Regions from separate parts of the Homo sapiens genome. Here region 2 is linked to region 1. A link is a loop called in an ENCODE intact Hi-C map of the cell type or tissue named here. Cell type or tissue: heart right ventricle. All regions are shown on one strand. Each heading gives the region's core, and the rest is flanking DNA. Links, peaks and the distances in the headings are about the cores only.

Evidence for each region. Peaks named below come from ENCODE experiments on the same cell type or tissue, not always from the same donor. Only the 100,000 strongest peaks of a DNase experiment are listed, where the experiment ranks them.
Region 2: a loop joins it to region 1, with 1.9 times the contacts of the local background. A loop is called at or near these places in 2 of 110 quality-filtered maps.

What each region holds. Positions count from the first base shown.
Region 1 is chr1:91,828,938-91,831,848 of GRCh38, reverse strand. All of the region lies in intron 2 of TGFBR3 (transforming growth factor beta receptor 3), which reads left to right. It also overlaps the pseudogene RN7SL653P. Among named protein-coding and RNA genes, the nearest start is that of TGFBR3, 56 kb to the left of the region's middle. In heart right ventricle, for the core only: a CTCF peak has its summit at 1,449; a DNase peak (open chromatin) is centred at 1,458; H3K27ac peaks cover 2,393 bases.
Region 2 is chr1:91,583,345-91,586,255 of GRCh38, reverse strand. No RefSeq gene overlaps it. Among named protein-coding and RNA genes, the nearest start is that of CDC7, 84 kb to the right of the region's middle. RefSeq lists an enhancer at 2,862-2,911. In heart right ventricle, for the core only: no CTCF peak of the experiment used is centred there; a DNase peak (open chromatin) is centred at 1,168; H3K27ac peaks cover 2,301 bases.

The DNA of each region.
Region 1 (2,911 bases), core at 316-2,815:
TGTTGGCTATTATATTTCACAGGACTTACGTCGTTTTCAAAAATAGAGGTAATTAATTGTTACGTGTTTTGATGTTCAGCAGGCAAAGGAAACACATTACTTTGTGTAAACAGAGGTTAATATGGAGTCTTTGAAGTCTAAATTATTGAACTATTTGCCTAAGGACAAACTTCTTAACTGTTTAGGTTTCTTCTGGCCTGTAATAAACTACAGTGGTGGAAATAACACAAAAAATCCTGTGTATAAAACATTTGGGTCCTGGTTGCGTGTTTGACCCAAATCTGCAGGTTTACCTTTGAGTTACACTGCGAATTAGGGACCTTTCATTTCCATTTTCCTTTCCTTGTAGTGGTTTAGTTGGTTCATGGTTGATAAAGACAGAAGCATATGTTTCTGGGAATGGTAAACCTTAATTTTGCTTAAGTTTTAAATGATCACTTATTTCTGGAACTGGCACTGGGGTCGAAGAATGTTTATTATTCCATGTTAACATGGGAATGAGTCTAAAGACTAAGTGACGTTTATGCTCACTTCTATTTTACAGCTTCCTTGGGCTCTAGCCAAGGTGACTTGGTTTTGCAAGAGCGAAGAGGACCTGCCTTATAGTGCAGTTTTTTTTTTTAAATTGTTTTTGTCTGAAATGATCTACCTTGAGGACAGAAGCTGTACTTTGCAGAGTAAAAGACAAACTATTACTGGTTTTAACAAATGAACAACCCAGGCAGGTGGGCATGGTGCAGGTTGTGCCCCAGCTTGTGAGGTCTAGCAGATCTTGTGGCCTTTGGACAGGCTTGCCTTGGGGAGGTGGAAACACAATGGTGATGATTTCTAACTTGAAGAGACCTTTGGGACTCCAGTCCAGAAGTTTTTACCTGTGTGTACTGGGTGGGAGGCGTGTTGTGCTTCCTGCTATGGGGGTGGTGAGAGCCGTTTCCCACCTAAGTGGGACAGGGAGAAAGCGTCTGATCGGCACACAGGGTGCAGAAGCAGCACTGGCCCAACTCCACACTCACTTTTCCAGGATCATTCCTTTTGCACCAAGCTCTGACCCTGTGCCCTCTCACTGCTCTGGGGACTGTTGAAGCCACAAGGAGGAAGTTGCTACTCCTTATGCCCTTCATTCTTCCTGTGCCCCAGACCGAGATCTGTCAGGGGTGGGGTATTGGACCCCACCTGAAATCACTTGTGTATCTGGCAGCTTTCTTGGGAGTTTCTCCTCAGGGGGCAGACTCCCATATAAAGTACTGGCTGGTATGACTGCAGCTCCCGTTGACCCACTCACTGTTCACAGAAGCCTAGGAACAGACTGTAGAACCCAGAGAAAGCTCTGGGTGACCTCTGTTATTTAGCAGCTGCTTGCAGCACCAGTCACTGTGGCAACTGGGCTTTGTTTATGAAAATGAATGAGGACCTCAAGCCTGGGGCATCCATACCGTGGACAGAGCTCCCCCTGGAAATCGACTGCCTGCCAGATTGCCAGGGCTAAACCAAAACAAAGACATACCAAACACAAGTAGCCAGGAAGTATTCTGCCCTTGGGGACGAGCACCAAGTCCCGATTGCCTGTATCCCTCTTCACCAAGCATAACCCTGCCAGGCTGAGCTGATCTTGGTTATGCCAGAGAAAGACAGAGGCAAAGAACATGGTACTAGTATTGGCAGTTTTTGGAACACAGCCTTGTATTGCTCAGGTCTGGCCTCTAGTTCTGGTTTTAGATGGAAAGAGTGTTGAGTACCAAAGATCTAGCTTTTTGAAAATTTTATTTCAGGCCCTGCCTTTATGTAAACTGTAACGATCATTTGGGTCTGTACTCAAGAGGCAGGAGAATCACTTGAGCCCGGGAGTTCTGGGCTGTTGTAGTGCACTATGCCAATCAGGTGTCTGCACTAAGTTCAGCGTCAGTGTGGTGACTTCCCTGGGGACTCCCAGGGGACTGCCAGATTGCCTAAGGAGAGATGAACTGGCCAGGTCAGAAATGGAGCAGGTCGAAACTCCCATCCTGATCAGTAGTGGGATTGTGCCTATGAATAGACACTGTATTCCAGCCTGGGCAATATAGCAAGATCCTGTCTCTAAACAAAACAAAACAAAACAAAAAAAAACCCCTTGTCTGGAACAACTGAGTTTGGAGTTTGTTGTCCCCTTAGAGTCCTTGCTTTCATAGTGATTGTTTTCTTGTGTCCAAAGCATCCTTGGTAGTTTTAACTCTCCATGGGAATTGGTGAGCCATGGACATCATCTTGGAGCACACTTTGAATCTCAGAGCTTCCTTTGAGGGGACTGCTATGTTCTGGGTGCTTCTGGTATTCACAGGTTCTATGATTCTATGGCTGGACCCTTCTAGCATATGTGCCCTTTGGTGTCACTTTGTCAGAACCACAGCCAGTGCATGGGTCTTCTGATGCCATCCTGTGGCTCTCTTCCCCACACCATGCCTTGTTTTTTTTTTTTTGTTTGTTTGTTTTTTTGAAGACCTTCGAGTCTCGCTCTGTTGCTCAGGCTAGAGTGCAGTGGGGCAATCTCAGCTCACTGCAACCTCTGCCTCCTGGGTTCAAGTGATTCTTGTGCCTCAGCCTTATGAGTAGCTGGGATTACAGGTGCGTGCCACCACACCTGGCTAATATTTGTATTTTTAGAAGAGACGGGGTTTCACCATGCTCTCCAGGCTGGTCTTGAACTCCTGACCTCAAGTGATCTGCCCACCTCACCCTCCCACAGTGCTGGGATTACAGGTGTGAGCCATCGTGCCCAGCCACACTGTGCCTTGTTACTGCATGTCTGCTTGGGTCATGGCCCAGGTGTCATGGTGGAGGGGGCGGGGTTGGGAGGTAGAGAGTGCTGGCATTGGTGATTTGCCAGCAGGACACATGCCCAGGAAGATGGTCAGAAAAAGAGGGACTCCTTCACGTA
Region 2 (2,911 bases), core at 135-2,634, 250 kb after region 1:
TGAAGACTCTGCAATGTCCCAGATCCTCATAAAGCAGCTCAAATATTTGCCGTCCAACGAAGCATGGCTGAAATAACACAGTCTCCTCGTTGGAGGTTTTGGGAATGCAGCATCAGCTAGACCCTGGGGCCCTGTGGCTTCCGTCCTCTCCTGGAGAGGTGACCAGCTGAGGAGTCAGGCCTCCTTGGCTCCCAGGAAGGGGGAACAACATCTGCTGTGGCATGTGCCCTGCCTGCTTCATCTCTCACCTGGCTTTAAACACACAGGGAATCAACACCAAGCTAGAAGCTAGACGGCAGGCCCTCCTCCCTGTGTTTAAGCTCACACAGCCACATCTGATGCTGTGGAGAGGGCTAGTGTCAATCAGACTCAGACCCTCATTTAGTTTTCCTGCGCATGTGTGATGAAGCCAAACCATTTACTAGGACCTGGGTTTGAAGGATTTTGGAAAACATTCTTGGAACCTTGAAAGGCTGGCTTCCCAAAGAGTCTCTCAACCCCTCTCTTCTTTTTCTTTCTTCTGTGGTTTCCTTTTCCTTCTTCCCCTTCCTCTTTTTCTCTGCCCTTTGTTCTCACTCCAGAAACACATAACCAAACATTTACTGGGATCATGCCCGTGATGTAGGTAGGGGACAGGAGAATGGAAGGCACCGTGCCTGCCTTCAGGGGACCGACTGGTCAGCATGGGGGAACATGGGGTGGTGAAGGCAAAAGAGAGGGCAGATGTCAGTTGAGCCGAGTCTTGAAGCAAAGGTAAGAATTGCCAGTGGTCTCCTCCGTGCTTCGGTTGTCATTTATCTGCCCCAACTCCCTCCTTTCATACCCTTTGCCATCCACTAGGCTCTCACTGGAGAAAGAACCTGGCAGCCAGCAGTAAACTCTGACATCTTCTTATGGCCATCTCTGGCCTCATCTCCTGGGTAAAGAAATCACTCTCGAATGCAAACCCTCCTAACTTCCTGACTCTCCAGAAGTACCCAAAGTAAAATTTCAAACACCCAATCACCTGCCCACTTCTAATTAGAGCTGGCAAGTCCTCTCAGCTACGGTGGCCACTTAACATTTCTGCAATTCTCTTAGAACACGAACAGACTTTCAAATCTCTTTCCTGTTGTTCACAGTGTTCCTGGCTGCTATGGTAGATTGTGCTGTTGCCTCTATTTTCACTCATGCCCCAGCCACACCAACGCTTGTAAGAGGGCCAGAAACAGTTTTAAACATAATTTGGCTTCCAGCCTAGAGCCGAATTTATCATCCACTCTTTCCCTGGCATCACACTTGTCCTGCCAACCTCTGGTACCTGGCTCAACTGTAGCCTGAAAGAGTTAACAGCCAATAAGCCAGAACTAACTCTTAGGGGAGGAGCTTTAGAATGCTGACATGATAGTCACCAGATCTGCAAAATGGTATTCAGCAAAGTGTGAGATTGTTAGGAGACCAAATGCTAAACTTAATACATGAGACCTTGACACTAGGTACCAGATAGATCCACTTTCAGGTCCCCTTTTTGCAGAATCCTTAGGAGCAGCATGTCATTTACCCACGCTGCTTTACAAATGCTGCATCTGGAGTCAAGAAGACAATCTGAGGGGTTTGGAGGTTGCCGTCTGCCTGGTGATCAGAATGCTGCCCTTATGTCATATAGCACATCAGAGGGAAGTCATTGGACTGCATCACCTGCATCTCCTGGGAGCTTGTTAGAAATGCTGAATCTTGGGCTCACACTTGACCTGCAGAAACAGAATCTGCACGTTGACAAGATCACCAGGTGATCTGTGTGCACATTACTGTTTGAAGAGCACTGCTATAGAGTTGTACGGCAACAAAACACTTTTACATACATAAAATCCTCCTCTGAGGAAGGCAGAGGAAACTGAGGATTTGAGAAGGTGAGTGATTCTTTCAGGTCACATGGCTGGCGCCAGACATTTCTTAACTCCTACTTATTTGGCGCTCTTTCCACTGAACCACTTTGCCTCCTGCCAACAGTCAGGAGAGAATGACAGTGGCCATGGAGGCTTTCACTGAGCTCTCACCACACGCCACACATTGTTCGGATTAAGTTATTTAATATCACTGGCTCTATGAGGTGGGGGCCTTTATTTTTCTCATTTTTCTATTAGGTAAGTGGTGGAGCACCAGAATCAACTAGTGTATTCCAGACTCCATTTAAGTTGCCCACACTGAAAGTTGAATTTTGAATTTCCCAGTAGTGACTGGGAAGCAGTAAGGAAACAAGGGAATAAACCGGAACCTAGCTGTGTGACACTGGGCATGCCACATCACCCCACGTTACTTATCCAAGAAATGAGGTTGAACTGGATGATCTTTAAGGCAATTTCCAGCACTGACATTTTAGCATTCTAAATATTTCTAAATCCTTTGCTTGATATCTACTGATGGCTTTTCTTCTGAGCATCTTTGATTTAGGATCAGAAACTGTCAGCCAAGGCCAGAGGATGGGGGAAGGAGATTGGAGGCAGAGGCACATTTTACATGAATGGGACAGATGACAAGCCCCGGGACCACATCCTGCACCTGCCTGCCGGCCAGCCACAACCCAGTCTACTGTGTGGCATCGTGGGATAACTCCCAATATGGCTGTCCTGCAGAAGTTTATGAGACTAATTTAACACCACTCTTTGCAGCTGCACCACACCCAGTTCAGCTGGCAAGAGGATGCTTTTAAAGAAGAAAGGTGATCAGGTCTGGAGTGTTTCCCACAAGCCCAACGTCACACAATGAGTTAACTGCCAATGAATCAGAAACATATGGTGCTCAACAAGCTTCTCTCAGATTACGCACTGTTTAATAATCTAGGGAATCGCTATTTGTCAAAACAGTTGTAACTTGTTACCAAATGCAGGACCTCTGAGACCCAGTTTGAAATGTATTGTCAAACACGCCAGAG